2 separate regions of the Homo sapiens genome follow, and region 1 is linked to region 2. A link is a loop called in an ENCODE intact Hi-C map of the cell type or tissue named here. Cell type or tissue: ascending aorta. All regions are shown on one strand. Links, peaks and the distances in the headings refer to the core of each region. The heading gives the core; the rest is flanking DNA.

Evidence for each region. Peaks named below come from ENCODE experiments on the same cell type or tissue, not always from the same donor. Only the 100,000 strongest peaks of a DNase experiment are listed, where the experiment ranks them.
Region 1: it touches region 2 in a loop (2.6-fold over the local background); 47 of 110 quality-filtered maps call a loop at or near these places.

Annotation. Positions count from the first base shown.
Region 1 is chr3:141,395,442-141,411,589 of GRCh38, reverse strand. It overlaps ZBTB38 (zinc finger and BTB domain containing 38), which reads right to left. Exons shown (of 6, transcript NM_001376113.1): 5 at 7,559-7,663. Among named protein-coding and RNA genes, the nearest start is that of ZBTB38, 35 kb to the right of the region's middle. RefSeq lists an enhancer at 1,694-1,783 and silencers at 8,845-9,134, 9,215-9,524. In ascending aorta, for the core only: CTCF peaks have their summits at 8,603 and 9,782; DNase peaks (open chromatin) are centred at 8,749 and 9,308; H3K4me3 peaks cover 3,452 bases; H3K27ac peaks cover 7,903 bases.
Region 2 is chr3:141,442,355-141,458,502 of GRCh38, reverse strand. ZBTB38 (zinc finger and BTB domain containing 38) reads right to left here. Exons shown (of 6, transcript NM_001376113.1): 6 at 8,711-16,114. The coding sequence starts at 16,114. The coding sequence ends at 12,527. LOC124906291 (a long non-coding RNA gene) reads left to right here and starts at 2,618. Exons shown (of 2, transcript XR_007096120.1): 1 at 2,618-3,299; 2 at 3,907-9,864. RefSeq lists enhancers at 2,282-2,924, 6,232-6,371 and a silencer at 7,165-7,337. In ascending aorta, for the core only: CTCF peaks have their summits at 3,377 and 6,281; DNase peaks (open chromatin) are centred at 6,298 and 8,092; H3K27ac peaks cover 4,451 bases.

The DNA.
Region 1 (16,148 bases), core at 4,425-12,424, 48 kb after region 2:
GCCTCCGCTTCCTCAAAGTGGTCCTTCTGTCCCCTCCCATTAAAGCAAAGGTGGAACTTGCATTAATTCAAGGGAAGGGCTGAACACACTACAGAAGGCATGGTTCAGCCACAGGCACCGGTTATGGCTGTAACCACTGTAAATCTCTTCCACGAAAGAGCATCAAAGACCTGCACAGAGACCTTGAGAAACCTTGCTCTTTGGGCTCAAGTCAGGGACTATAAGACCAGACTAAATAGGTTTAAGCAGGGACAGATCAGAATGCTGAGTAGGTTTTTCAAAAAGGAAATCCTCATTTAGGTGTCTAGGAGCCAATCACTGTGCTATTAAAACTAATCGGAAATCTCCATGCTTACATGAAAACGCACAAAAGTATGGGGAGACTGATCTGAATATGTGGGTCTCCCTTGCCTGGCAAGATAATGAATTCATCTTTGTTTGGACTGAATTGGTGGTCTTATTATCTAATTGTCATCAACTCTACAAACAGTCAGTTGTTCTAACACATGAACAGGAAAAATAACATAAATAAAACAGGGCCTAGAAACAATATCCAACTCACAAAGCAGGAAGTGACAGCTCATATCTGTCTCACCTTGCACAAAGCCTGCCTTCACGGGTTGCTGAAATAATCCCAAGATACCCTTCCAGGACTTAAACAGCCACTGGATTTTTCATGAAAATGCATCCTGGTATGAACACTCACAGTAGTGGCCAGAAAAATAGGGGTGCGCAAGCTGGGTCTTCCTCTCTCCCTGCGTAAATGTTTTAATTTCTTTCAATATTAAGTTATAATACAGCTTAGGAATTTTCATTTACATAAGAGAGGAGAAATGCTTTTGTAAGATGGAAAACAGCCTTCTGTCTCTCCCAGGTCAAAAATAAATTTGCTTGACTATCTTAATTGGCAAAAACCCAAGGGCTCCAACTGGACCGGAAGCTTTGCATCACGGTGTCCTACTGCGTGTGTCTGCTGGAAGCCCAGCAGATGTCATGGTCAGCTTGCTCTCATGGGACAATGCCAGTCCTTCTTTAAGCTTTGCTGCTGACTGCCATCTCCTGCTCTTCTGATAACCTGCCTTTTTCTGGCAGACTGGGCCTAGGACAGTGGGTTCTGTTCCCACTTTGCCACTAATGATGTGGCCTTGAGCAAGTCCTAAGACTTCTCTGGACTCTTCTTATCTGGAATGCAAAGAGGTCGGGCTAGTTTATTTCCCAGGTTCCTTGTAAGCATTAAATTTGAAAACCATGATTACCAGCCTGTCCCAATCCTTCTGTAAGAGTCTTCATTCCCTCAAAAGTGGACAATCTCCCACCCTTAAATTCATGCACTTTCCTCAAGTGTAGAGGGTTAAAGGCAGAACCCAAAGTCTGGCTAATATCGGCATATCTATGAGGACAGGAGGGAGCTACTACATTGAGACCCCTGGGAGACCTCAGACTGAGTCCCTGCCCCTGCTTGTCCCAGCACCTCTGCTTTTCTGCTCAAAAGAAAATAAAGTACTACACCTTAGAGCCGGAAGGAAACAGCCACCATTGAGCAAAACCTTCTTTGGTTATAGGTGAGGAAACCAAACAAGCAAAGTCATGCTGGGAACAATTCCTAGGCCTCCCCTCTGGATTCTCACGAATGTCTTTCTTCTCACCCCAACCCAGCCCTGCAGGGGCTCTGGGCAATTTTCCTAGCCCCCTGTAGAGTTCCTCAGGGCCTCAGAGGGTAATCAACAAACATTTACTTAGCCCTCTGGGCAATCCCCCAAGGAGCAGTTTTAAACTTTCAACTGGTATAGGCTCTGGGAACATTTAGCCCAGCACAGTGACAGTGACAGCTATAGCAAGACACAAATTGATTGATCTGATCAGTGTGGAACTCCATTGGTGTTTTACTCTAAAAGAAAGGCTTGCAGCAGCAGCACAGACAGTAGATAAGGATAGGTTAGGGATATAGGGAGGCTCCATGAGGGTGGGGTCCTGATCTCCTACCTGGCACGTAGTTGATACTAAGTAAATATTTGCTGAACAAATTCAAGTTTGCACATTATCTCTGCTCCATTTGCTTCTTGTCAAAAATTCTGAGGTTACAATAATATTAAGGATGAGGATCTCTGAGCCTCTCAGTTAAAATCAGGAACAAATACCTGTTTCATACTCTCACTATGTGGCTGGGGAGGCAGCCCAGAGTGTGGAGAGAAGAGGCTGGCCTTGTGAGTCAGACAGACCCCAGGGTGTAAAAATCTCACCTCAGGATGGGCACGGTGGCTCACGTCTGTAATCTCAGCACTTTGGGAGGCTGAGGCCGGTGGATCACCTGAGGTCAGGAGTTTGAGACCAGCCTGGCCAACGTGGTGAAACCCCATCTCTACTAAAAATACAAAAATTAGCTGGGCGTGGTGGCAGTTGCCTGTAATGCCAGCTACTTGGGAGGCTGAGACAGGAAAATCACTTGAACCCGGGAGGCAAAGGTTGCAGTGAGCTGAGATAGCGCCACTGCACTCCAGCCTGGGCAACAAGAGCAAAACTCCGTCTTAAAAAATAATAATTAAAAAAAAATAAACTCCCATCTCTACAATCTTGGCTGTAGTTGAGTTTCTTTTTGCTTCACTTGCCACACCATGTTGTCTGAGGTTCTAAAAGATGGCTGAGATAATGCATATAAGGTACAGACCTAACTCCATGAATGTCAGTTCCATCCTCTTTCCTTGGGAGCTGTGGGTATAGAGAGAGAAACTCTGTTTCTAGGAAAGGCTCCAGGCCATCAGCATCCTCCTCCAAAGAGGCAAACCAGCAAGAGGATGCTGACATCGTTTTAAAATGACTCAATATAGTTTTCATAAATATATTCCCAATAAGTCATCTGATTTCTAAACTATGTATAGAGAACATAAAGAGCAATTCCATATACATGTCAAATGTTTTATACTTTCCATATCTAAGTTAAACACCAAACATGTCTATATATCTCAATCCTTTGTTGTGAATAAACAAAGAGGGAAGCTAGAATTAGGAAGAAAAAAATGATACATTCTTTTTTTTTTTCTTTTTTGAGATGGAGTGTTGCTCTATCACCCAGGCTGGAGTGCAGTGGTGCGATCTCAGCTCACTGCAACTTCTACCTCCCAGGTTCAAGTGATTCTCCTGCCTCAGCCTCACAAGTAGCTGGGGCTACAGGTGTGCGCCACCATGCCTGGCTAATTTTTGTATTTTCAGTAGAGATGGGGTTTTGCCACGTTGGCCAGGCTGGTCCCGAACTCCTGACCTCAGGTCATCCATCAGCCTTGGCCTCCCACAGTGCTGGGATTACAGGCATGAGCCACTGTGCCCAGCCAAATGATTTTTTCATCTATAAAATGGAGTTGGGATAGATGAAGAATATGAACTTTAGCCTAAAAATTAAGTGACTTTAAGATGCAGAGATTGAGGGAAATAATACAATGACAGAGATGTTTATCCACCAGAAGACAGAGTCATGTAGAATACTTTAATGGCATGACTGTAGTGTTGTCACATATTGCTAACAAACAAGTTACAATGGTTTTGCAAACTCTGGCCATGGGGACAGGGTGTCATCACTTATTCCCCAGAAAAAGAAACTGGTTTGCAGGCAGCTTGTTACCCAGTACTGTGATCACACAGCAGAGAGCAATGAGATGATGCGGGGTGGGAGGGTGCAATAATACCACCATTCCCTGACTCTCTGGAACGTATTTGTTTTTGTCTGATTATGCATATAATCCATTAACATTAATGATATAAAAATTTTGAGTATAGACATATCTCTAGTAGAAACAGGAGTTGAAACTAGCATCTCAAATCTCAGGTTTATCTCTTCCTCTGCTTCGCAGAAATTGGCAATTGTTAATCTTCGTCACCAGCCATGACAGTGCTGTTTAAAATGCAGATTCCCTTGCCCCACCTGGGAATCTACATTTTGACAAGTTCCCCAGGTGGATTCTTGTCCATACTAAATTGATGATCACTGGGACTAACCCAGAATAAATCAGTGGTAATAGGAGATGTGTGCTTTCTGTGATAAAATTAAAAATTAAAATGAGTCTTAAAGATAAGGCTTTACGTGTAGATGCACAATATATAAATTTACATATCTATACAAGGTTGTGAGGGGAAGGGAACCAATATTAATTAATTACCTACTATGGTATATAGAAATCCTGACCAAATTATGTATTAATTAGTCTTCCAAATAATCCTATATGAGTTATGCATGGAAAAAGTCAGGCTTAGAGAGAAACTCTTCTAAAGTCACAAGTCTGGAAAGTGGCCCAGCTAGGTTGTGAAACTAGATTTATCTGACCCCGGTCTCCTCATTCCATTGTACTAAGCTCATATGCACGTGAAAATGCGCAGACACGCACATGTCATACAATAGCCATATGGTAAAAGGCAATGGAATTACATTACTGTTAGAAACTTTTTGAGTCAACAGAAATGTATTTTTTAAAGGACTCAATTCTATTAAGGGATATTCTTTAATTTGTATGCTGACAACAGAATACAGTGTATGACTACTATCAAAACCACATTTAACAGCCTGAATTTTCATAATCAGAAATGTGTTTTGGGACTTGCCGGGGACAAATTTAAGAGTGATTCTTGATTTGTGTAAATTTGAGTGGTTTAATTTGTGTAAATTAAACCACTTAATATTCATCATACACGTCATATTACCTTAAAAAGGAAAACACCAACAATGTAACTTTGCACTTGTGAATCCACCAGTCTTCCTAAGCTCATCCCTCACCTTCCACGGTCTGACATGCCTGGCTCCCTCCATTAGGAACCCCCTTCCGCTGGCTTCTGGAGTTGCATTCCTCCATGGTTCTTCCTTACTATCTTGCCAGACTTCTATCTGCTTCCCTAGATCTTCCTTTCTTTTCTCAAAAGGCTCCATCCTCAACCATTTTTCCCCTATATTCTCTCTCAAAAATCTCTTTTCCCATCTCTTGACTTTTTCTTATAAACCAAAGACTCCCAAATGAGCCCTGGCCTTCTTGTGGAGCGCAAAGCCCCCTTCTGCCTGGGAGACAGCATGCTTCAACACTGCAAACACAGCACCTCTAAAATGTAGCTCCTTACCTCCTTCTGAGTTTCCTCCATGGGTACCACTGCTCTGGAAATCGCAGTGTCAGCTTTAGCTGTTCCTTCACTGAGACATCAGATTCTGTCAGTTCTTCCCTTTGCATCTATTCCTTTCCCATTTCATTGTTATCATCCATTTCAGGCCTTTTCTGCCCCTCTTTTTCCTTGGTGGGTTGTAGTAGCTTAACTGGCTTTCTGGCCTCTAGTTTCTGCCCTGCCTCTCCTCCCGATCTCCCCCCAAGCTACTCACAAGAGCCTGGTCCTGAAGCACAGCCACAACACTCCCCTGTTCAAGTACCTTTAATGACACCTATTGGTTAATGCATTCACAATTCCTAGTTGGCATTCAAGACTGTATCATTTGGCACTGAATGTTCTCCAGTTTTGATGCCTGTATATAGACCAGTTCTAACTCAGTTGGACTTGATGCTTTTCCCTGAATATGCTCCAAGTTTCTCCATCTCCTACTAGTCCTCCTATCTCAAATGCCTCCTCTCCATCTCTTTTATTGAAATGCCACATCATTCAAGGACTTGCTTAGATGCTTTTTCTCAAGAGTCTCTTGACTGCCAGGGATAAAAGGGACCCCTTCCTCCTCAAATTACCAAAATATCTTCTTTTTGCATTTATCACGTGGTTATTTCTGCATATCTTCTTTCCTCAACAGAGTCTGAGAGCGAAGAGACCAGATTTTTGTGGCAGCTGAATTCTCCATTCTCTCTAGCACAGTCATACTTCTAGTATGCTGTACAGCATTCACAGAACACCTTCAAGTTTACAAAGCATGTTCACATTCAACATCTCATTCGTTTTATTTGGGGATTAAGTTATTACAGGTAGTATTCAAGTCTTGCGATTTGATTTCTGTGGCTTACTGCAATTCTTAGAGCTATCTCTAATTTTCTACCTTATAAATTAAACAAACATATTTCTTAAATTACTTTACTTTTGAATACCCACAGTCTTCTGTGGCCTACAAAGCTAAAAAAAGAGAACATTTCAAACCAAACAAAGCCCCCTTGCCAAACTGCTTTTTCTTGGATTATGAGTTAAATGTACAAATGAAAAGGCCTCTATAAGCAGGTAACGAGAATGACAAAATCAAAATTTTAAAGAGAAGTGTGAAATTCCTTTCTGAAGATATTAAGACATTTTAAATGGCTTTCCTATATATCCATTTGGAATTCTACGTATGGGTCAATCTCCAACATCCGTGGAGCTGACATTCTAGCATATTAACAATAGAAAATTGCTAACAGTTGAACAACAAATTCTTTGCTAAGAGACTGGAAATGACTAATATGATTGTAAAAACAAATCTGTCTGGTCTTGAGTACCCAAGTGCCTTGTAGAAGCTCAATAAACATTTGTTGATGAAAAATAAATGAATGAATTCAGAGAAGGCCTTACTATCATTTATAAATTGAGGGCATAAGTTTTAATAGATAGGTGGAAGTATAGATTTAAGTGGAGAAAAAAGAAAAATTGAATTTAGAAGTAGGAATTTTGGTGTGTCTATGACTCTGGTCTGTCCCTGCGATGGACCCCACTCTGCAACTGCTGGAGAAGCAGGGGAAGAAGGTGGGGGTGAATGGCAAGCACCGTCCATCCTACTGTGCCTCTCTGGAATCAGGCTGCAAGCTCCTCCAGGACGGGCACTTTGCAGTCCTGGCACAGAGCTGTGCCCACAGAAGGGTCTTCATACATGCAGTATGAGATGCAAAGCTCTCCATGACCTGTCTCTATTTTCACATTTCAATCCTTTACGCCTATTCTTCCTCACCTCATAGGGCTATCGTGAGGGGTAAATAAAAAATACTGTGCTTAAAGCCCTTCACACACTGCCTAGCGTACACATGCACACAAATGCTCGACAAATGGTAGTTGTTATTGTCACCATCTGGGACCTTGTATATGGCTCCAAGGTAGAGCTTAGTGTGCTGGGCCGTCAATATTTGTCTGCGACAGCTGCAAGTGTCCCGGGGATGGTCTCTTCACATTTGTATACTCGGTGCCTAGCAGAGCGCTCACCTCACAGAGGCCCTGAAGCTGGCTATGTGACTGAGCAACGAAGATTCAAGGTCCAGTCCTGCCTTGACCCCAACCCACTGGGTAACCCTGAAGAGTCATTTAAACTCTCCGGGCCTCAGCAATGTCAGTGCATCCTTCCAGCCTAGGGAAACTAGAGATCTGTGAAGAGACATGTAAAAGACCCCACGACAATTGCTGACAGAACTGGAACAAGAAACCAGCTGTCCTAAAGCCTTGATCTCCTAGTTCCCCTTCATCACGGGGGCTTCACACATCCGGTCTCCCAGTAACATATCACTTGAGTGTCATGGTCACTTTGTAACCCCAAAACTTGGTGGATTGCTGTCTTGAATCATATACCCTTTGGGAGTCCCTCAGAAAGACCATTTCCTATCTCATGTAGACTAAGGAGAGACGCGACTTTAGTTACCTCAGTTAGAACAGACCAGCTTTAACAGAGTGAGATTCCTGTGCTTTGGAAGAAATCACTTGGAAATCCTTGGTTCTGAGTCCTCCATTTCTTCCACATCAAGATCTAAAAAGAAAAAAAAAGTGCAGTGTCCCATGACTAGCTGCTAGGATTTCATCTTTTAGCAACAATAATAACTGCAATTAGCACATATTGAACACATAAGTCAAACACCCACAAAGTGGTTGACATATGTGGTTTCGTGTTGTCTTCATAACAACCTTCAGATGTAGGGAACATTCCCCCATTTTACAGCTATAGAAACGGAGACTCTAATGGACCACGGAACCTGTTCAAGGTCACACAGCTGGTGTATGTGACAATTAGGACTCAAATCCAGATTCAATTGATTCCAAGGCCTGGGCTATTAACCAGTAAGTCAGGGTTTTAAAAACATTTCAGACAGTGACCCACGGTTTTAAAAATTTACATTATATAAACCGAAAACCAAAAGTCTCATAAAACAATGCTTACCCTTACTATGTGCAATGCACGTTATTTTTTCTATTCTTCTCTGTATTGTACTATATATTCTATATCTTTAAGAAGATTTCCAGTAGCAACCCGCTAAACTGATCCCACAATCTTAGAATGGGTCCCCCACTCTTGAAAAACGCTACACTTAGATATAGCGACTCACTAGCTGCTTCTCTGAAACCAGGACAAAACTCTTCCACATTTTGTAACCATGAGAATCTGACCAAGTAGTTGAGCTTCACAGAAGAAAAGTCTTTAACCTTTAAAATATGTATAAGGCACCATAACACATATCACCTATAATCGATCCTTAGAAGGGATACTCAATTAGGGCCAACGTCCAGAATGGAATTAGGCACTTACCTACCGCAGTGCAGGAGTTATAAAGTGGAACCGCGGACAGACTAAAATCTCAGGTGATTTATGATGTACCCTATAAAAAAAGTGGCTAACGGCGGGCGGTTGTGTTGTATGTTGTACCAACAGAGCAGACCTTACTACTGCAGAAGTAGGCGGCTGAGACTGCAAACCCCTGGGGGCAGGTCCCTGCCTTTGCACGTCCCTTTCAATTCCAGGGGCTTGGTGTTGCATCAAGGAAATCATCAAGTTCCCATAGGGTCAGGACTAGGGTCCGATTCCCAATCCAGGAGACGGGAGGTGTGACTGTCAAAGCAGTGCCCGAGCCCGCTGGACTCGAGCCCACCACGTCCCCAGCCCCGGGAGCGCATTCCTCCTCGGCCCCCGCCCTCTAGCACAGCCGCGCAGTTGGGCCACGGGATGCGGCGCAACCTGCCCGCACTCTCCAGCCGAACCCACCCCGCCCCGCCCCGCTCCGGGCGCGGGCCCCGGAGTCCGGGCACCTGCGGGCGCTTCCTCCCCGCGGGCAGCTCGGTTCTGCTGCGTTTGCAGAGCTCAACCCTTGCGAGGGTTTCCCCAGCCCGGCTTCCCGGCTCCCTCCAGAAGCGAGGAGCGATCGGGCTGGCGGCGCCACGGGCGCCGCGCCCGCAGGCCGCGCCTCGCCCCGCCCCGCCCCCGGCCCCGCGAAGACCCTGCGAGGGGCACTTACGGGGCTCGGCTCCTTCGCCGCCGGCGCGTTTCCCCGGGGGTCCATGGTGCTTCCGGACCCGTGAGTCCGGCCGCAGCGCTGCACAGCACCGCCCAGAAAATGGACGCCGGCGGCTCGGCTCTGCCGGCCCGGCCCGCCCCCGGCGCGGGGCAGAGGACGCAGCCCGTCCGGGAGGAGGTCGGCCCGACCCGCAGCCCCGCGGGCCCGGGGCTGGGGTAACTGCGGCGCCAAGGACCAGGCCTCAGGAGGGCGGCGGCGGGACCCGTGAGGGCCCCGTAAGGCCCCATGCCCGACCCAGTGGCCAGCCGGGGCCCCCCACCAAGGAGGCAGCGGCCTCAGCCTCCTCAGGGAGGACACAATTCAGAACCTGCCGAAGGACAACGCAGTTAGGACTCTGGGCCACAGAGCCTGGTGACTGTCAGAACAAGGCCTCGGGCCGCAGAAGGGTCCGTGGGCTCCTGTTCGAGACTATGCACACTGGATTCGCAGAAAGTCGCTGTTTCAATTGCATCAAATTCTCAGGAATAAGGAGTCACCTGTGTTTTTTCCATGGCCGTCAAGAGAGGCCTAGATAGATTTTTCCCAACGTGGCACAGAAACTATTTCACGCAAAAGACCCAGTCCTCTTCTTTAAATGAAGGGCCCTGGCCGCTGGCATCTTTCTTCCAAGATCCAGGGGCTGCTCATTGAAAAAGTATTCAGAGAGGGCCTGCCACAAGCTGGCCATGTGGAGCTAATGCACGAATAATGGACAGGTGTTTTTTTTTTTAAATCGTCCATGTTCCCTGTGTTTTGACAGTAGAGTCTTATTCTTAAATTTTCTTAAAAAAAAAAAAAATTCAAGGCCACAGCTTAAAAGGATTAAAAAGTCAATTCTTTACGTTTTCAGCCAGGAATCTACAGTACTTGCAATTCTGCATCCCAGTTCCTGACCATGTTTTAAGAATGTGATCACTTGATGAATAGATTCCAATATTAAATATAAAGCCAACAAAACATTTTAAATAATGAGGGAAAAATATATTGACTCCAGGTCAAATTAAATAATCATGTTATTTAAAAATAAAAGGAAGAGTTTTGAAGGCCGACAGTTTGGGCAACATGCATACACATGTATATTAGCATTTCCCAACCTCCTCAAAGCCAAGCACCCTTTATTCTTCCTCCATATGCCATGTGTTCAGAAAGATCTACTCAACTAAACTGCATTTATTAAGTAATGATTCATCTTCCCACTTAAAAAAAACAAAAACAAAAACCTGCAATGTTTTTGTATATGCAATTACCAATCAGAGCTTTCTCAAAACCTGAGCTAACCTGTTGTTAATAGTGGATTCCAACCTAAAAAATTTGTGATCTATTAATAATTGCATGTTTGTATGTTTCCACTGAAACTTTTGGAAACTCTGAAAATTACTCAAAGACCTCCAAGAAAACTGAGGCACATGGATTAGGAACCAGGGTTGGGAAGTGCTAGTATGCAGTATTGCTCTCTGTGTTTCCCTGTGACTGGAAGGTGGGAGGTGGTAGGGCAAGGCAATTCCGCTTTGGATTCAGCCTGCCTGGGTTTAAAGCCCAGCTTTGTTGCTTACAAGGCCACTTTAGGCAAGTTAGCTCAACTCCCGTGCCTTCTTCATCTATAAAATGGGACTAATTTTAATATTAGTGCCTACCTTGTAGGGCTTTTTAAGAACTAAATGAGATAATACATATGAAGCATTTGCAAGAGTACCTGGTATTATGTAAGCACGCTATGATTGCAGGCTGTTGTGGCTGCTGTTAGTACTGGAAGTTAAGTATTCAGAGTTCTAAGTTCCTACCATCCAAACAGTGAGAATCATAGCTACTGTGTGTAAAACAACCTTTACACCCTAGAAATTTTCCATGGGTAATCTGCCAGGGTCACATGGTGAGTGACATAAAGGGATTGAAACACAGGTCTGAATCCATATCCACTTTTTTGTATTGTTAACATGTTCCAGGTGGTACCTTGACCAGACTCTGTCAACAGCTTGTTAAGGGTAAAACCGGCTCTGGGTTTCCTAAGAGGCTTAGCAAGTGAATGGGTCTTTACATCCACTTGGGAATTCACAAACAGTGGCATTTCTTTCTTATTAGAGCCAAATGTTTCTCCAGAAGTGGCTAGATTTCCCCAAATTGTTATTAATAACTAAAATATCACAGCAACAGTTTTAAACAACACAGTCTAAAAATTACATAATCAACCCGTTCTTCAAAATTTTCCATCCTTCCTCATAACCAGTCACAGATTCTCTCTCTTAATCATTCTTCTGAGTATGGGGAACTATCTGGAAATTTCCAGGAAGGGCCCAAGTTGTCATAATTATTTTCTTTTCTGTAAAAGTTTATCATTTTCAAGACCACTAAACATGATGTGTTTCCTCTATCTTTATAATACTTCTCATTTCAATACATTTGCAAAAAAAAAAAAAAAAAAAAAAGCAAGACTTTCAAGATTATCTCCTCTCTTAAATTCTTAAATTTCCACCAGTTCTTCACTATTCCCACAATATGCTTCCTTATCCTTTTCCAGGGGCCTTTTCTAGAAGGCTTTCCTACCTCATTCATTTAATCTCCACACAGGTTTCTGTTATCCTACAACTGCCTGCTTGCACCTTCTGACTAGGACTCTTGGCCAGTTTAACACTTACTAACGTCTTCTCTTTAAGGTTTCAATATTATAATATATTAAAAGACTAAAGTATCTTTTTTAAACCTGCTTGCTGTCTTTGTTTCCTACTATTGGTTAGGAATCTGTTAACTCATTCCAACTCTCATACTAGCAGCACTCTGTTAATTTAATTCGTGGTTTTACTTTTTTTCCTCTTTCCCTCAACCTGGGTTCTCACCAAATTCTATAACTTGGCCTCCCCTAATTTGGCTGCTTATCTCTTTCCCTTCAAGCACTTTAAGGAAGTCTCTTTCCAAATCATTTTTTCTCATCTCTACTACATTCTTGAAAGGCTACTTGTTGTGTGTGATGTGTGTGTTTGGTAGTAAATCTACCAAAGCCCTTGAAGAGGCAATGTTTAGAATAGAGGTGTCAACTTCCCATGCCCGTGGGAGCCAGGCAGATAAATGTGTGAAACTGCTTATGGGAAGTGGCATGAATTTTGGCCTGCAGGAGAATTCAAGTCCCACCTAAATGGGGTTGGGAGGTGGGGAATGGGGATGGTGGCTACCCAACCCCGACCAATTGTTGCCAGGTGGAAATGCCAGATCTGCAGCACTTCCTAAGGGAGTCTAAATCAGGATTTTTATATAAAATCTATGAAATGTTGACTACTTAAAAAAAAAAAAAGGAATATAAATCTGATCAAGGCTCTAGATGTAACTCCCAAGTTACAGGAAATCTCTGAGATAGAGAAACACACAGAACAGCACCAAGGGAGGTAATCACCAAATTTCAGATAGGAGGAAACTACAGTTTCTTCAACAAAATTTTACAGCAATAGCAAGGAAAAAAAGAGAGGAGAGAAACCTATAAATTAAATGAAATTTAATAGTGTCAATTGCACTGTATGGACTTTCTTTGGATTTGAGCCTTGAACAAATAAATTGGTTTTTTAAAAGATGACCTCTCATTTTTTGAATGCTATGATGTTTTGATGTTATTAAGGAATTATTGTTCTTTGTTGGTGTGGTCTAGTACTGTGGTTATTTTTCTTTTTTAGTAATCCACATTTAAAAAATATATTTTAAAAGTAATCTACATTTCTAAAACTTTTATTTCAAAATATTTCAAACTTATAGAAGTGTTACAAGAACAGTGCAAAAAAAAATACAGAAGGAGATTTACATGAAACAAGATTGCCTAGCAGCTGATAATTGTCAAAGAACTGAGGGTTCATTAAACTAGCCTCTACTACATATGTTTAAGATTTTCATAAAGTTTTAAAAGGTTATGTTAATAAAAGTATTTAAAATGACATAAAATGCTTCTGCTAGGATGTTAAGTAGACAAGAAGATACATAGTTTGTCTATAAAATACTATCTCAACAATTAAAAAATGCACCATGCGTAGATAAAAGGCCAAAATGTTCAACACTCCAAATTACCTCATAATAGGGATATACTACTTTTATAATTTGAAAAAAAAAGGTAATAATCATTTTAAAACCAAGAAACAAAAATATTGGCGACTCATTCAACTAAAAACATTGTTAGAAGTGAAACAAACACACAGGTGGACTGAATCTGGCCAATAGGGCCCCAGTTTACAGGTTTCCAATTAGAAAATGGGCCTGCAAAACCCATTTGGTCCCTCGGGCCACATCTGGCCTGATACCTGTTTTTGTGTGGCCTACAAGCTAAGAATAGTTTATACATTTTTTAATTATTGGGAAAAAATCAAAAGGAGAATATAAACATAGCTCGTTTTATTGCACTCCACTTTATCGGGTTTGTAGATACTGCGTCTTTTTTTACAGGTTGAAAGTTTCTGGCAACCCTGAGTCAAGCAAGTCTGACTGGTGCCATTTTCCTAATAGCATGTGCTCACTTTGTGTCTCAGTGTCACATTTTAGTAATTCTCACAATATTTCAAACTTTTCCATTATCATTATATGTGTTATAGTGATCTGTGATCAGTGATCTTTGATGGTACTATTGTAATTGCTTTGGGGTGCCATGAACCACGCCCATATAAGATGGCGAACTTTATTGATAAATGTTTATGTTCTGACTGTTCCACTGACTGGCCATTCCCTACCTCTCTTCCTCTCCTTGGGCCTCCATATTTCCTCATCTACAAAAATACTGAAATTAGGCCAATTAACCTTACAATGGCCTCTAAGTGTTCAAGTGAAAGGAAGAATTGAGCATTTCTCACTTTAAATCAAAAGCTAGAAATGATTAAGCTTCATGAGGAAGGTATGTCGAAAGTCAAGACAGGCCAAAAGCTAGCCCTCTTGTGCTAAGCATTTAGCCAAGTTGTAAGGAAAAGCTCCTGAAGGAAATTAAAAGGGATACTCCAATGAACACGGAAATGATAAGAAAGCCTTATTGCTGATCTGGAGAAAGAATGAGTGGTCAGGATACAGGATCAAACGAGCCACAACATTCCCTTTAGCCGAAGCCTAATCCAGAGTGAGGCCCTAACTCTCCTCAATTCTAGGAAGACTAGGAGAGGTAAGGAAGCTGCAGAAGAAAAATGTGGAGCAAGCAGAGGTTGGTTCATGAAGTGTGAAAAAGAAGCTGTCTCCATAACATAAAAGTGCAAAGTGAAGTAAGTGCTGATGTGGATGCTACAGCAAGTTATCCAGAAGATCTAGCTAAGACAATTGATGAAGGTGGCTACATTAAACAACAGATTTCCTATGTAGACAAAACAGCCTTCTATTGGAAGGAGATGTCACCTAGGACTTTCATAAATAGAGAGGAGAAATCAATGCCTGGCTTCAAAACTTCAATTAGGGGCTTATGAAGCTGGTGACTTTAAGTTGAAGCCAGTGCCCATTGACCATTATGAAAATCCTAGGACCTTTAAGAATTATGCTGAATCTACTCTGCCTGTACTCTATTAATGGAACAACAATGACTAGATGACAGCAGATCTAGTTTAGTGAATATTTTAAGCCCACTGTTGAGACCTACTGCTCAGAGAAAAGATTTCTTTCAAAATATTACTGCTCATTGACAATATACCTGGTCACCCAAGAACTGTGATGGACATGTACAAGGAGATAAATGTTGTTTTCATGCCTGCTAACACAACATCCATTCTGTAGTCCTGATCAAAGAATAATTTTGACTTTCAAGTCTTATTAAAAATATATTTCATAAGGCTATAACTGCCATAGACAGTGATTGCTCTGATGGATCTGGGCAAAGCAAATTGAAAACCTTTGGGAAAGGATTCACCATTCTAGATGCCATTAAGAACATTCATGATTAATGGAAGGAGGTCAAAATATCAACATTACCAGGAGTTTGGAAGATGTTGGTTCCAACCCTCATGGATGACTTTGAGAGATTCAAGACTTCAGTGGAGGAAGTAACTGCAGATGTGGTGGAAATAGCATAAGAACTAGAAGTGGAGCCTAAAGATGAGACTGAATTTCTGCAATCTTATTATAAAACTTGATCAGATGAGGAGTTGCTTCTTATGGATGAGCAAAGAAACTGGTTTCTTGAGGTGGAATCTATTCCAGGTGAAGACACTGTGAACCTTGTTGAAATGACAACAAAGGATATATGATATTACATAAATTTAGTTGATGAAGCAAGGACAAAGTTTCAGAAGACTGACTCTACTTTTGAAAGAAATTTCTACTGTGGGTAAAATGCTATCAAACAGTGCCACAAACTAAAGAGAAATCTTTTGTGAAAGTCAATAAATGCAGTAAACTTCACTGTTGTTTTATTTTAAGAAATCGCCACCCCAACCTTCAGCAACACAACACTGATTAGTCAGCAGCCTTCAACATCCAGGCAAGACCCTCCATCTGCAGACAGATTATGACTTGCTGAAGGCTCAGACATCAGTAGCATATTTTAGCAACAAATTATTTTTAAACTAAGGTATATACATTTTTAAGGCATAATGGTACTACACACTTAATAGACTACAGTATAATGCAAACACAACTTTTATATGCACCGGGAAACTAAAAAGTTTGTGCACCTTGCTTTATTGCAACATTCGCTTTATTGAAGTAGCCTGGAACCGAACCTGTGACATCTGAGGTATGCCAGTATTTCATGATGTGAAAATTATATGAAATGCAGATTTTAGAGTTTATAAGTGAAGTTTTGAGACACAGTCACATTCATTCATTTCTGTATCTGTGAATGATAGTATATCATTATTACTATACTTAATATTATATATTATTGTATTTTGAATTTCATAATACAAAATTTATGAAAATTTGCTTTGTCACTTGTTATATAAATACCTACGAAGTATCTTCAGTTTTGTCTTGACCCACTGTTAAACTAAATGTATAGAAGGCCATTGATTTAGACTGGCTCCTGCACTAAGC
Region 2 (16,148 bases), core at 3,265-11,264:
ATCTATTGTTAAACAAATGAAATAAGGTAGTGAGTGGCATGTGTAGTGTGCTCTCATTTATATACAACAAGAAAAAGAAAGGAAAAAATTTGTAAGTTTAAATGCACACACACATATATATATTATATATATATAAAATATATATATGCTTAGATATGCATGGGATATCTATGGAAGGACACCCAAGATCTGGTAACAGTGTATACTTTTAGGGAGAAACCTGGGGGCAGAGAGGGAGGGAGACCATTTTTCTCTGTGTACCCTTTTGCAGTATTTGAAAATTATTTTTTCTGTGTACATGTATTAGCTTTTAAAATACATACATAATACACAAGTACACAAAAATGTATTATCTCTCTTTATACTACAATTACAGAGTAGTCATTTCTCTTAATCATACGAGTTCCTGGAACTTGAGGTAGGCAGATCTTCATACATGTCCACACTGGTTGGGTCACCTATTCTAACATGTTTGCTTTCATGCATAAAAACCATTGAGTGGCCAGGTAAAAGCAGGAAGAAGTGAAGGCTGGTGTTCCTGGAACCACACAAAGTGAGGGCAGAAGGGAAATGTGGAGAGTGTAGTCTGAGCACCAGTAAGTTGATATCTGAGGTTGAGGAACTGCCAGTCAGTAAACTGGGGCTGTCATTCCTGTGTGGATTGTCATCACTCAGAGCAGCAGAGTCCTTGGACTTGGGCCTTCACTTGCTGCATTGATTAAATGGTGAAAACAAGACCTTCTTTCCAGGTTCTTCTGAATAAAGATGAAAGTATGTGCCTGGCTCAGTTAGTCTTAGCTCGATGCAGAGTGTTTTGTGGTCATTTTGATAAATTTTTCTTTAATGTGTCCTGAAAGGAGGTGCGTACCCTATATTAGTAGAGATTCTGAGTGTCAACTCTGATGTTAGATGTCCTGGATGTGGATTCAGACTCTGCTCTTGAGAGGTTATCATTAGAAATATCTCTGCTCCCTTTGAAGACTTTTTATTTTTTTTTTTGAAGAGTGTGTTTTCACTTGTTTTGGAGAACTTGATTTCACTCAGCATGGATATCTTTGTCTATCAACTGGGGAGAACCAGTCTGAGACTGAAGCTAATGCAGAGGAAAGTAAGAGAGAAAAGGGACAGAGAGTGAGGGGTTGAGAGAGATATCATTTTGCTAGAGCCCTTGAATTCAGTTTTGCTTAAAGCCAGCTATATCCTCCCCATATCATGAACAACTGGGTTTCTATCTCTGGCAATGGAGAAGGTCTTGACTCAGTTTCCTCATTCTTGTGTTGAGATTTAAAAAAACACGTGCTAGAAACCGGCTTATATGCTTCCTTCCCAATCCCATCAGGTGGCCACCAGTCACCTGATCCTGATTTCAGATATGGTCTGAAGGTGTGGCTGATGAATAAGAGGGTTAGGGGGTTTTCCTAAAGGAAATTCAGGTGCTTTCACCCATAAACATAGAAAAGGACTCAGCAGGAAAACCTGTAGCTTTCCTCCACACTGGGCAGGATGTAGTGGAAGACTTGTACTCACTGATTTTTAGGGTGGACGCTATCAAAAATTCTGAGAGGCAAATGCCTTGTGTGGGCAGCTGGAAGCAGTATGGTGAGCTTGGTTTCCCAGGAGGTTTTTCAGAGAAATGAGAGAAGTAGGAGTGACTGTGAAATCACTGAAGGATTTTAGTAGGGCTCTGGAGATTGGGTCCCAAGGTTCTTCCCTCCATTTTCTCATGCCAGACTTGTGCAGCCTGGCCAGATTTCTGTGTGGCCTAGGTGTTTCCTCACTGCTCAGGAAAGAACGTCCTATTAGTTGTTTGAAACTGAAATTGGCCAGTGAGTTCTACTTCTACCATGCCTGCTGATGCTCCTTTCCTTTCTGAAGAGGCTCTTCCCCGTTAGGGTGACCCATCGTCCTCATTTGCCTGGGACTGTCTCAGTTTTAGCACTGAATGTTTTGCAACTTGGGAGAGTCTTCAGTGCGAGGCACACCAAGGCAGTTGGTCATCTGGAGTGGCGAATCGGCACACTTCATAGATGACTTGCATTTGACCGCAGCATGCTGATGCTGGGAACATCCGGGAGGAGCTCGCTGGCTGACGGCAGAGGCAGAATTGAAAACGGCTGAATCCAGAGAGCTGTGGTGGGGCTGGAGGTCAAGGCAAGCAGAGGCGTGAGGGGCTGTCTCACACAACACTGCAAGGAAGAGGCTTTTGATGGGGCCTTTGAATTAGGTATTGAGAAATGATCACGTCTGTGGATGGGGCTGGGGTAGGGATGGGCATGAACGTTTCAGCATGGTCAGGAGCTTGTATACACAGACAGCGTGATGAGAAGCCAGGCATTTTGGAGAGTGATGACAGCCGCCCCCTCAACACTCGCAAGGCGGGGAGCAAGTGTACAGATGGAGGCGTATATATCATGTGTCTAAATATTTAAAAGGTATAAACCAGGCTAGCAAGTTCTTAATTAAATATATTCTGTTCTCCTCCCTTGACAAATATACTTTCACAGCAATCTGGAAGACCGTGTTGGAATGTGGAATTCCTAGTTTCTGGCATTTCCTGCAGGAACGAGACAGCAGGGGAAGAGGTGGGCCAGATCTTCTCCCATCCCCTCCTCCCCTCACCCTGCTCCCTCCCAGGCTGCTAGGGGCCTCAGGCACACATGTGGACGCTGAAACTCCATCACAAACTCGGTCCACAACCCCTGCAAACAGCTGCCCTTTGGCTGCCCCAGGGGTGTGGCACTGGCAAGGAAGCGGCCAGAACAGGCCTTGAAAGTCTGCAGGGAATTCTCAGGTTCTGGGTACCAGAATGCGGTCTCTGGGGATGGCGTGGACATTGCGGGGGCACATCCCTGTTGGCCCTGCAGACTCTTTGCCCCGTGCGGCGGGGCACCTGTGGAGGAGGGCAAGCACGGAACGCTCCTGCCTAGGTCTGAGAATGATACTGAGTCCCGAGCAGTTCCCGGTGGCTGGAATGTCGTCGTGTTCAGCAGGAGCAGCAGCAGAGAACGCTGATTCCCATCGTGATAAGAGACGACGAAAATGGCGGCCCTGAATTCCTACCTCTGGTCTTTAGGAAGAGGAATGTCAGAAATAATGGAGTCTGATTTGGAAAGACCTGGGACATGGCCTGATGCTCTTCCACTCACCACACTCACGCAGATGTCGAGCACGTCCAAATCAATGTGTGGAACCTCCCTTTCTGACCCAGAAGTTCTGAGAAGCTAGACATCGAAAATGGCCTAAGCTACCCAACTGTCTCAGGTCGCTAGAGTTCCAGAGAGAAACCAACCACTCCAGAGGTGAGTCGGCTTATTTCTGGCAATACCCACTACTCCTGTGATGTGACTAACCTTTCTGAAGTAGACATGTCATTTCCTTGTCCTTCCATTAGAGGGAGCAAATGTGCATAAGGTCATCGATGACCCAGACGTTTAGCAGAGGAGCTTGAAGATACCTTCTGAAGCTGGTCTGCACTGCAAATTTTAACTCCCTGGTCCAAGCCTTAGTTTCTCCCGTATATGACCCCTTTGAGTATCTGACTAAAGGTTCCAGATGTTAATTATTTATAAGGAAAAATACCACACACATACCCCACCCACTCCTGCCCCCCAACACTCATATTTTCATTTTTTCTTGATTGAAAAGATAAATGAAAGCATGAAGGCTTCCACTTGCCTTGGGCCACATGAGACCATATTTTCACCCCCCAACATAATAACAGCCTTGTTTAGGCAGTCCTTGACATTTCCTAGTATTTTTAGAATTTCTTCCTTTTCACCGATCCCTGATGGATGACTCTAGGACTCTCCAGTTCTGCTATGAATAATGCTGTGCTCTTCACACTCTGACTCTGCTGTGAGAGTCCGTGCTGCGCTATTGAGCTCCAATCCCTTTTGCCTCTCCTAGCAGGCTCTGGAACACAACTGCCTGGGATGAACTCTGTTTATTCACATACCAGCTGTATGGCCTTTGGTAAGTAATTTAACTTCTCTGTGCTTGGTTTTCTCATTGGGAATGACCCGTCGTTGTAGCTTACCTCTGAAGATGGCTGCCATCAATTCCTTCCCTCCCTGTAAGTGTCTGTGACTCCCCCACTGAGGACTGGAGTCTACACCTTCAACCCCTTGAAACTGGGTGGGCTGTGGCTGCTTTAATGCCAGCCTGGTCATGCCTTTAGATGACTCCAGCCTCATCACCATCTAACTGCAACTGCGTGAGAGGCTCTGCCCAGCTGATCCCAGTCAAACCACAGAACCATGTGAAATAATAATAAATGGTTGTTTTAAGCCACTGTTTTGTGACACCGTGCAGCAAAAAGATAACCAAACTAAACATTGTTGGCAATGATAATAGTGTTTCCCTCATGGGGTGATATGAGGACTAAATGAGTTAATCTTCATTAGATGCTTAGAATAGCGCCTGGCAGTACTAGTTGCCATACAGAATATGTCGAATAAAAAAAGGAATGACCTAGGTCTCTGAAAGTATTAGAGTCTCAGGCCAATAAACACTCATTTTCAGGAAAGGACAGTATTTTTTATTGTTTTAGCTCTAGGTTCTTCCAAAAAATACCTTAGTCAATGTGGAATAAGTAGGTGGGGATGAAAACAGTGTCTTGGAGACCAAAAGGCTCAGAGTTGGTCCTGTCTGGCCTGGGCAAGCCCCTTAACCCCCTGGTCAGGGGTTTGTGACCAGCCTGGCCAACATGGTGAAACCCATCTCTACTAAAAATACAAAAATTCCCCGGGCATGGTAGCACGTGCCTGTAATCCCAGCTACTCCGGAGGCTGAGGCAGGAGAATCACTTGAACCCGGGAGGCGGAGGTTGCAGTGAGCCAAGATCGCACCATTGCACTCCAGCCTGGGCAACAGAGCGAGATTCCATCTCAAAAAAAAAAAAAAAAAAAAAATCTACCAAATAGCTTAGCCTAGTCTACCTTAAATGTGGGTCAAATGCTTACTTTAGCCTGCAGTTGGGCAAACTCATCCAATGCAATGCTTATTTTATGATAAAGTGTAGAATAGCTCATGAAATTTATTGAATACTGTACTGAGTAAAAAATGGAATGCTTGTATGGGTACTCAAAATATGGTTTCTACAGAATGTGTATTGCTTTTGCATAATCATGAAGTCAAAAAGTTGTAAGTGGAAACCTCAGAAGTCAGGGGTCATTTGTGTTGGTGTTTTCTGGATTCTTCCTTCTCTATACAAGCTTCATGGACGGGACACCTTGCACTCCTAGCTTCAACAATTCTAAAACCCAAAGACTATCCTTGATCCATCCCTAGCCCTCACTTCCCATATATCATCAAACATCACGTCCTGCTGATTCTCTCCCTTAAGTATCTCCCAAATCCTCCCCTTTCTCTCTATCTTCACTGCAATCACATCATCAGTTAAACTAAACTAAATTTGGCCTAAGGATGCCTTCATACTCAAGTCCAAAATGAACTGCAACCTTACTTAGTTGCATAAACTAACTAAATGCCTAAACTAACAGCTGAGTCTCAGTTCAGCAGCTGAGCTTCAGTCAATCTCAGACAGCTGACTGATTGACATAAGGCAAAACAGTGAGCTGTAGCCCATGAAGCTGCCTCTGTACCTTACTTCTTCCATTTTCTTCTTATAAATGCTGCCTGACTACGTTGTAGGCTGGAGTTCTTAAAACCTATTCTGGTTCTTAGGGGTCCCCAATTCACAAATGGTTCTTTGCTCAATTAAACTCTGTTACATTTAACTTGTTTAAGGTTTTTCCAGTTAACAAATCCAAGCCACTATAATCTCTAGCCTGCACAACTGCAGTAGCTTCCTAACTGCTCTACTTCTGGCCGCTACTGTCTTCCAAGCCATTGTCTACATTTCAGCCACAGTGACTTTTTTGTAATACAAAACTGATTAAATATACCTCTTCTTGTCCCAACCTGCTTTAAATAATTCAATGGCTTTCTGATGCTCTTAAGATCTTCTGGATCTTAAGAATAAGATCCAAATTCTTGGCATGACCTTGAAGGTTCTGCATGGTATGGCTCCTGTCCTCTAGTCTGATTTTAAATCAATTTCTCTGTACTCTGGCCACCACTGGCCTCCAAAGAACTGTGTTCCCTCCACAGGCTGCCCTTGATATCTGTTAGTCCCTCAACCTAGAAACTCTCTCTCCTTTCAACTCTTATTTATCTTTCAGACCTCAGCTCAAAAGTTACTTCCTCAGGTCTAGGTCTGAAAACAAAAAGTTACTTCCTCAAAGACAGCCTCCCTTGAACCTCCCAACTAGGTTACATTCCTCCATTAGATGTCCTCAGAGCACCATGCAGCCCTTCTGCATAGCATTTAGTATGGTTGTAAATAATCAGCTTTTTAGCCTTTTGTGTTCCCCACTATGTCACAGGCTCCAGGGACTATTTGTTTTGGCCATTCTTGTGCTGTACTCCCACCTCAAATATATTTTGAATGAATAAAATACAACTTTCAAATCCTTACCTCAAGTCAGTCTCCTCTTCTGAACTTCCAACCCAGGTATCTAGTTTGTTGGCAACACCATCCTTCTAATTGTTCAGGCCCAAACCTTGGTGTCATTTTTGATCCCTCTCTTTTTCAACCCCTGGTATCTACACCATTAGCAAATCTATCAGATCTGTCTTCAAAATACATCCAATATCTAAGCCACACAGAGTGTACCTCCTAATGGAAGAACATAACCCAACCTAAGAAGTTGCCTTGTTTCTTCCTAGACTGTGAACACCGAATTTCTTCGGAATGAAATTGCGAAGGGAAAAAATAGAAAATCTATAGATTATAAGACAGGTATATCAACTAATTGTAGTATGGGACTTTAGTTGGATTCTGATTCCAATTGTAAAAAATATATATATAATGATGAGACAACCAGAAATTTTAACGAATGGAACTTGATATTAAGGAAATGTTAATTTTTAAGGAATGGTAATGATATGGTTATATTAAAAATGTTGTTTACCTTTTTAGAGATGTATACTGACATATTTACAGATGAAATGGTATGATGTCTATGATCTGCTTCAAAATAATACAGTGGAGAAGGAAAGTAGGTGAGGGTATTGATGAAACAACATTGGCTGTGAATTGTTGATTGTTGAATGATGGGTACACTGGGTTTCACCAAACTATTCTACTTCTGCATAGGCTTGAAAATTTCCACATTACAAAATTAAAAATCTATCTCCAGAATGTGACCCATTTCTTACCATCCCCACTACTCCCACCCTCTTCCAAGCCACTGTCATCTCCCGCCTGTGCTGCCACAGTCTCCTATCTCATCTCCCTGCCTCCACCCTTGCCCCGGGCTGTGGTCTATTCAGTACACGCAGTAAGAGTGATCCTTGTAATCATATCAGATCCTTCCACTCTCTGCTGAAGTCCTCCAAAGGCTTCTCATCTTGCTTGGATATTGTGTTAACTCTCTCTGAGTTCATCTCTTACTACCCAGCCCCCTTCTTTGCTTGCCCACTGCCTTATGCTGTCAGGATAGAGGTCCAACTCTGGCAAAGCCAAGGCCCTGATGATGTGTCCCATGTGCCTCTCCAGGTTCATCATCCCAAACGCCAGACTTTTGGAACAACCTACATTCCCCGGTGGCTCCTTTGTTTTAGTTGCTCCTCTCTGGACCCGACGCCTCTGGTGAAGCCCAGCTCCACCAGCCCCCGCTCAGTATCACTTCTCTCTGCTTTGGTTCTAGGCCTCTTAAGAGCTCAGAGTTTTGTTTTATAATCATCTATTGTCTCATCAATCTCCTTCACCAGACTTAAGTTCCTCAAAGGCACAAGCTACCTCACATCTCTGTAGTCCTAGTTCAGCAGTAAAAATTAAGTATATTTTGAATGAATTAATTACAATTTTACATAAGTTAGCATTATTATTTTTTTTTGAGATGGAGTCTTGCTCTGTTGTGCAGGCCAGAGTGCAGAGGCACGATCTCAGCTCACTACACCTCCGCCTCCCAGGTTCAAGTGATTCTCCTGCTTCAGCCTCCCCAGTAGCTGGGATTATAGGCACCCACCACTATGCCCAGCTAAAGTTTTGTATTTTTAGTAGAGACGGGGTTTCACCATGTTGGCCAGCCCATTCCTGAACTCCCGCCTCGGCCTCCAACGTGCTGGGATTACAGTTGTGAGCCACCACGCCCGGCCACATTATTACATCTTTAAAATGTCTGTTTACCAGTTTCTCTAACTGGAATAAAATACTTTCACCTATAATTACATACAAGTCATATATTTTAAAATTATTGCAAAAAAGTGTTTGATTTTCCACAAAAACATTCTAAATAGAATGTTTTAGATGTTACTAATGAAATAATAAAATATAACATTTCTAACTAGTTCTTCATTCGTTGTCTAAATTTAGAGTGAATAGTTCTAAATTGCACACCCAGCCAACTTTCTTGCTCACTGACCATCTTGCTTGAGGAACTGGGTTAGGATGTACAAACTAGGGAGGGAGTAAAGGAGGCTTCTCTCTCCAGAAGAGAAATCAATAGCTGGTCAGGATTTGGGGAGGGCGAGGGGGATGCATTCTCAGATTTGGAGGAAACTGAAGTGGAAGAGCTGTTGCTTCTGTAAAAATAAACTGATAAGAGACAGATGGGAGTGCAACTAAATCAATCAGTAGGTGATGAGAAAAGATGAGTAGCAAGAATGAAAGTATCCGAAGTAATGGAAAAAAATATACTAACACTTTTGTTTTATGCTTTTACTTTCCCAATTGTTACAGATGCTTTCAATATTAAATCTGTTGTTCTTGTACATAATGAAGTTAGTTTTAGCAGATAACAGTTATCAAATTTTTGGTGAATCTGGTTTGGATTGCCCTTCCAATACAAAATTGATGCTACTGGCCAGCCACCGGTAGGCCTGGCAGTAATTTTCTCTGTGTTGGTGATGGACTGTGCTGCCTGAGCCACCGACATCCCCTCTCACATTGCCCACTGGGACAAACTGCAGGCATTTGCAAGATAGTTAGTTAGCTAAGTTTAGGAGTAGAGTCTGTGACGACGGAACGTATTTTTTTCTTTGTGTGAAAATTACCAGCTTATAATGCTATTACAATTTTACTCCATATCCTTAAAAAAGTGCACAAATTTTACTGATTTTATAGGGCAATCTCCTGAGATATAAGGGAAGCCCAATTCAGGGGAAGCTGAACCTGACACAGCCTCCTTTAATCCTGTTCCAGGGCAGTCACTAACTGCCATCCTAAAGCTGCATTACTTTATCATATCTCCTTTCCTCATACTCTGTTCAGTTTCTATAAATGATTTTTCTCTACAGTGTTGAGAAGGAACAAAAACATGGGCTTTGGAGTCAGGCAGACCTAGGTTAGCATCCTGGCTTTGTCTGGTTGTGAGACCTTCTCAAAGTCACTATAAAACGAGGATAATGAGGTCGAATTCTGGTGCGTGTGTGTTAATGAAATAGCCTATGTAAAGACATTGCCCAGTGCCTGGTACTCAATAAATGTAATTTGTTTCCCACGGATGAGTGGAGCAGAATGCTTCCTGGAGAGCATTTCATTCTCTGATTTATCATTATAAGATCAGGCCTATCCAAAACACTCAATCATCAGAAGACTTCAATCTCTTTTATTCTGCTTTTTTCCTAATGTCATAATCCATTTGACTCCTAAGCATGTAAGTAGGTACCACGGAATGTAAACAAGTAAGGAAACAGAAATAAACTGAATAATACGTGGAAACAAAGCTGTGACTCACACAGATGAAATAGCTGCACAAAAGAAATAACATGAAAACATTTAAAAAGAGACTTAATGTAGGAATAAGCTATTTTAATCAAGCAAAAACAAATTTATATCCATTATTTCTAAAAATAAAATTAGACTTTTCCAATCCTTAACATCTGCATTTAATAATATCTTCTAACCAAAATACAGATGCTAAAACAGCAAGTTACATTATATCTTGTACAGCATACAGTATGTTCACTGTTTACACTTACTTTAATTCTAGTTGGTCATGTACTCAATGCATACTTAAACATCACTCAATAAAATTTTCACAATTAACAAAAAAATGTGACAAGGCTGTCTTAAAACGGCTCTGCTATAAATTGTATAGAATATACAGAATTACAAAGTCAAGTATTTTTTTATCAAAATATACACCCCTCCCTGAAACTAACACAAGCTATCAACATTTTAAATGAATACAATTATAGAAAATATTTGCAAAATTATTTTTTCATGTATAAATATTCTGCCATATTTACTTTGGTCTAGAATTATCAGCATACAAGTCCACTTAAAAAATATCCACATATAAGGGCTGGGAGAGAGACATCACTACAGGTAATTTTATATTTGGGGTTAACTCAAATCAAAATGACTAGAATATACAGTAAATGTCTTTGATTAATATTATTAACTGATAAAACAAATTAGTGGATCATAGGATTGCTTATTCAATATTCTAATTATCAATTCAAAAATGATTTTCGTAAGCCCTTTGTGACTATCTCTTTAATAAAACCCAAATGAATAGTGTAGGGTGTACATATATACAATGTATAAAATAAAGTTGAATTTGCTTGCATTTTCCCATTTTTCTCTACTTATATAATACTGTATGTAAGTGAAAGTAGATGAACAAAAGATAAATGCAGATACAATAGTGGGGTTACTTAACAGCAAGGTACTACAGTATTAAAAGGTCAACTTTAATCATGTCCTTTCCTGGGCGTTTAAATGCTTTCTTACCCACCCAAATCCATACTAAGTCTTCTTCATGGAGACATCACACTTGTAGACAGAAACCGGAGTCCTTTGAGCTACTTCTTCACAATGATAACCTTCCAATCTTCGATAACCTTGGGTTTCCATCTGTCAAATCCAATGAACATGAATGACTGCAGGTCACGCTGAAACTGCATTCCGGATTCTGTTCACACTGGTGATCAAAGGGTAGAAATGTTTTCTCTCTCCCTTCTATTCTGGCAGTTTGAAAAAGAATCATGAGTTCCGGCTTTCCAGGAACCTAGTCCACATGATAGAATATGCTGTAGGGCAATTAGATTTGAGGGTAGTGTTGATGGTGTGGGTCAAAGAACATAAAAAAAAAACTTCAGTGGGTTTTTAGCAAGGGGTCTAGATGTCTGCAAATATGAAGACAGAGCATCTGGCTTTGTAGATATATTTCTGAGTCTCATAAGTAAAGGATAGAACCATGTCACTCCACATCCTACCTTCCCACCCCCTAAAAACAAAGCTACTGTTTTAGGCAAGGAAGGCCATCACTTCTTCTTGCCCACTCAAGTCATTAATGGGTGGGGTGGAGGGTGGGGGTTCCTTTGTCCTTTTGCTTTATACTAGTCTGTACTTGTGGGCTGCATAATCTCCAACAAGGCTAGTAATTGTAGGGATTAGGCAGTCACTTTCAAGTGCCTGGGAATTCACTACTGCAGTGTACCTTGCACTAAATCTCTTGGACAGTCCTTCAGTGGAATGGGAGATGGCAGGTTCCACTTGAGCCCTTAAGTCTGTCTGGAATAGACCCCCACATCCATGGCCTTGTGGTGGTTGGAAGACTGCAGAGAGTTTCAGAACAATGTGACCCTCTTTCATTCTCTGAGATGAGGCCATTGCAAAGTAATATGCAGCACAGGTAATCACAGGTAAATTCTGGGAGGGTGTTCCCCCATAGATAAGGCATGACCTATGTTTTCTGTGAATTGAGTAGACCAGTTCTAAGAACAGCTCAGCCATAACTTCAAGGGAACAGCATTCCATCTAAAAGCATTCACATGCTCTTAAATCATATTCAAAATGCTTTCTATTGATTTTTACATCAGTCCTCATTATTTGCAGATCTATTGCTCCTCATAATTCTCTACAGGGGATATGGACAGTTAAAAGTTATAGTGATTTATATATGTATTTTACAAGGTTTGTGTTGCAGAAAAGTAGTTCTACATAATGTATGAATGTCCTACTTTAGGTTACTCATTATGCACATAATTTCAGTTATATTGTTTAAGTATTTCATGTGTATCCATTAATTTAAACAAATTTTAATAGTGCAGAAGCCAGATGGGAATAAAGACCGTCACACAGCTTATTACCACGTAACATATTTACGAAGATGCCATCTTCAGGATATCTGACCCTTATTTTCTCCAGTGACTAAAGACAGTTCAGCAGCCAGTTCTTATTAGCAATTATTAGAAAGTTTTAAACTAGGCTAAAATTAAACTCCTTTTTTCACTGGTAGAAATACCACAGCTAAGAATTTTATTAACTTTCACAAGAAACTTGGGATATTGGAGGAGTCAGCTATTTTGTTTTTGTGCACTTTGCATAAAGTTAATGCTAAAACCCAAAGTAGATATTAGGATCCTTTTTCTGGAATTTTCACAAATGAGTTTTTTTTTTTTTTAATTTCACTCCTTCATGACTGTCACATGGACAAAATGAAACTAAACTTAAATCATAACTAAAAAAACCACCAACTATATTTTTGAAGATTTTTCTAATTCTTGCCACTCAAAGGACAACATTTTCCACACCGGTTTGTATGTTATCCTTTTGGTCATTGTCTTCTGAACCAATGAAATGTTGATTCTCCAAGGGATTTGAGTTTTCGTGGCACACGTCACCTATTTTCTCCTGCTGACTTGGGCTTTTGAATAAGTGTTTCTTTTGGTGCATTCCAAGGGCAGCAGCTGTTTTGCAAATTTTGGGGCACTGGAAGCAGGCATAGCCCTTCCCATTATGCTCCCGAATATGCCTCTGCTCGTGATTCCTTTTGGTGGAGAGATACAAAAATCTCTGAAAGCAGAACTGACAGTGGTAACGCTTTTCTCCAGTATGGATTCTTTCATGGATTTTGAGGGTCTCATTCAAGGTGAATGCCTTGTTGCAATACTGACAGACGAACTCCTTCAAGCCCAGGTGGATGCGTTCATGTTTCTGTAAGTTTCCTTGCACCGAAAAGCACCGTCCGCAGGTCTTGCACTGGTATGGCTTCTCCCCGGTGTGACATCTCATGTGCATTTTGAGTGTGGAAGGGCTCTGGAACTGCTTGGCGCAGAGCTCGCAGGCATATGGCCGAGAAGTAAGATGTCGGTGGGGCCTTCCTTGGTTTCCAGCCCCCACTGCTTTGTCTCCATCACAGAGTTCACACTGCAGCTTGGGCATCTCTTTAGTTTCTTCTTCCTCAAAGGGTTTATCCTGAGGAGCCTTCCCCACGGCGCAATCCAGTTCTGCTGGGTATTTACATTTATGGCTCGGGCTCCTGTTTCCGTGCTCCTTCCTCCAGTTGACTTTCCTCATTTTTTTCAACTGTCTGGATTTCTTTTTGGGTTTGTAGTTGTAGTAAGGGCGCCACGGTTTGTCAGTGGAATCCTGGTCACTTGCGTCATCGAACACTTCACTCATCTCCATGCACTCGGATTGGCAAAGCCCGAGTGGGCTGTCTCCACTGGGTTCTGGGTCATTCCCCTGTGGCAAAGGCTCCTCCTGCATCTGATACTTGGGTCTTCTCCCTCTTTTATAAAACAATTTAGATCCTAGAATGTGCCTTTTCACAATGGCTTCGTTTCCAATTTTCACTGTTATTTGGCAAAGGGGTGCAACATTACTATTTGTGGAGGTTCCCGGCAGAGCAGGTTTTGCAATGTAGGTTTCAATTTTGCTGGTTTCTTCAGCAATATTTGTGGTTTTGCTCAGTGATCCTCCAGGATCAGCAACATAGTTTGACTCCTCCGGTATTTCTCCCCTGGTATGTGATGTAGTTTTCTTTTTCTCCTTAATGCTTTTGGGTCTGCTTGCAAACCTACCCACTTTATCTGGCTCGGGCTTACTGTCATCTTTCAGGGACTGACTGACAGCTGGGTCTGAAAAGGCTCTGTGGTTGCTGCTGGTCATGGCAGCAATGGCATTGCTGTGCATGATCACCGATGAAAACTGGCTGCTGTGTACAATGACCGAGGGTGCAGAGCCACTGTAGCTGATCACAGAGGCGGCATTCTCACTGCTATTACTCAAAGATAAAACAGGTACATCCCCTGCCCGGAGGTCAGAACTGACAGCATTTTCAGTGGAAGAAACTGACACCTCAGTTGAATAAAAGTTATTGTCAAGATCCATTTTCAATGCCTCCTCTCCCCATTTGGTACCCTCTGCATTTTGTACATTGGCAGAAGTGGGTATGTCCTGACATGCAGATGTTTCCAATGGGATGGCTGGACTGTTGGTCAGGGTGTTTACAGTATCTTGGAAATTCAGCGTTGGTAATTCAGAGCTGTGTGGATTCTGAACAACATAGGTACCAGGTGCAGACTCATTCATTTGACTGTTTTCTCGTGCATTTTCATAGGAAGAATTTCGGTAGCTCTTATAAGGGGCTCTCTTGCATTTCATAGGCAGTAGCCTATAAAGTTTATACGGATAGACACTAGGCTTCAAGCCTCCATTTGCTGTTTTTTTACTGATGGAAAGTCTATGATCGATGGCATGGAAAGACTTCTGATGATTTTTGAGTATATAGTAGGTCATGAAAGTTTCAAGACAGAAAATGCACTGATATCGTCTTTCTCCCGTATGCCAAATTTCATGCCTTGTCCTGTACTCAGCCAATGCAAATACTTTGTTGCAGTAATGGCAAGGATATGTTCTTCTCCAGGAGTGAACATTTGCATGTCTTCGGAGGCTAGATAAGGTCACATAACTACGTTTGCACACAACGCAACTGTAGAGCATTTGCCCATTAACAAATTTAACCATGTGGTCCGTGTCTGGCAAAGTACTTCCGGTACTGGAAAATTCACCAATCCTATTTTCAGATAATAAAGGTTCTGGACCTGTGAATGAACCTCCATTTTGTCCAATGGTAGGATAGTTTTCTAAAAAGCGTTGGTTTCCTCCAGGAATGGGCATGTGGCTTGACCTCATGCAGATCTGTTCATGCCGATCCAACCTGTTCAGGGTGGTGAATTGTTTGTTGCAATACTTGCACACTAAAGGCTCCTGGGTTGGCTTGTGAAGCTGCATGTGGGCACTGAGCAGAGTGCTGCTGTCAAAGGCTTTGGAACAGCAGCTACAATTGTACACCAGAGGTGGAACCTCTGCGGCTGGCGGCCCGGGAACATCAGAAGATTGATTTTCATCTTCCCTGGAAAAATGGACATCTCCTTCATTGTTTGGAGATTTTGAACGAGTGAGAACAGCAGCTGGTTGTGGACTTCTTTCTTGATTAACCTCTAAGTTGGATACTGGAGGGGGTGGTATATTTTCTGTGGCTGAATCCGAATCCTGTGGTATGGAGAATGTCTTTGGCTTCCGGCATGTTTTCGGTTTCGCTGCAAGGGCTTCACAATTTTCTTTCCCTGTGTTACCAGGTGAACTGCCATCATGTTCACGTACAGGCTGACTTCTGTAAGCTTCAGCTACGGAAGAAACAGCGTATGAGTGCTCGGCAAGTGTGCGGACAGGCTCTGCCTCGTGGCAGACGTCCGTCCTCTCCAGGCAAAGGCTAGCTGTTCTCATGGAGTCGGAGACCTTTTTGAAACTTGCCCTCAAGTCCAGCGGGGAAAACATGTTATTACTATTTTCTGTTTCGATGATGGAAAATGCATTTGTGATCCTTGGCCCATTAGTGATGGCTGGTTCTTCATGCCTTTTTTCATTTTTTTCTTCTTTAACCACTCCCTTTTCAGTAATACAGAATACATAGGGACCCGGGGAATTTGAGAAGTTGCGATCAGTAAGGTCTTCCAAGAACGATATTCCCAGCTTTTTTCCTGCAGCTGCGAGATCAGTGACTGTTTCCTGTCTCTTGACAACGACTGTGGAACTGTAGATATAATTAAGTATTTCAGTAAACACTTCAGCTTTGAGATCGTCCAGCTCCAGGACGTGGCTGGAAATACAGATTGTATGGCTCCAAAAGATATTTTTAAAATACAGGCTTGAAGCTGCCAGAACATTGCTATGGGCTTTAAATTTGGTATCTTCCACAATGATAGTGACATCGCATAAAATGCCCCGAATGCGCTGCTCATTTAAGATGGAGAGTACCGTGTCACTGTGAAAGTCGTCCTTGAGGTCCCTGGAAAGGGACATGACTGTCATCTGAAACAAGAGGAGAGAAATGGTCAGATAATCT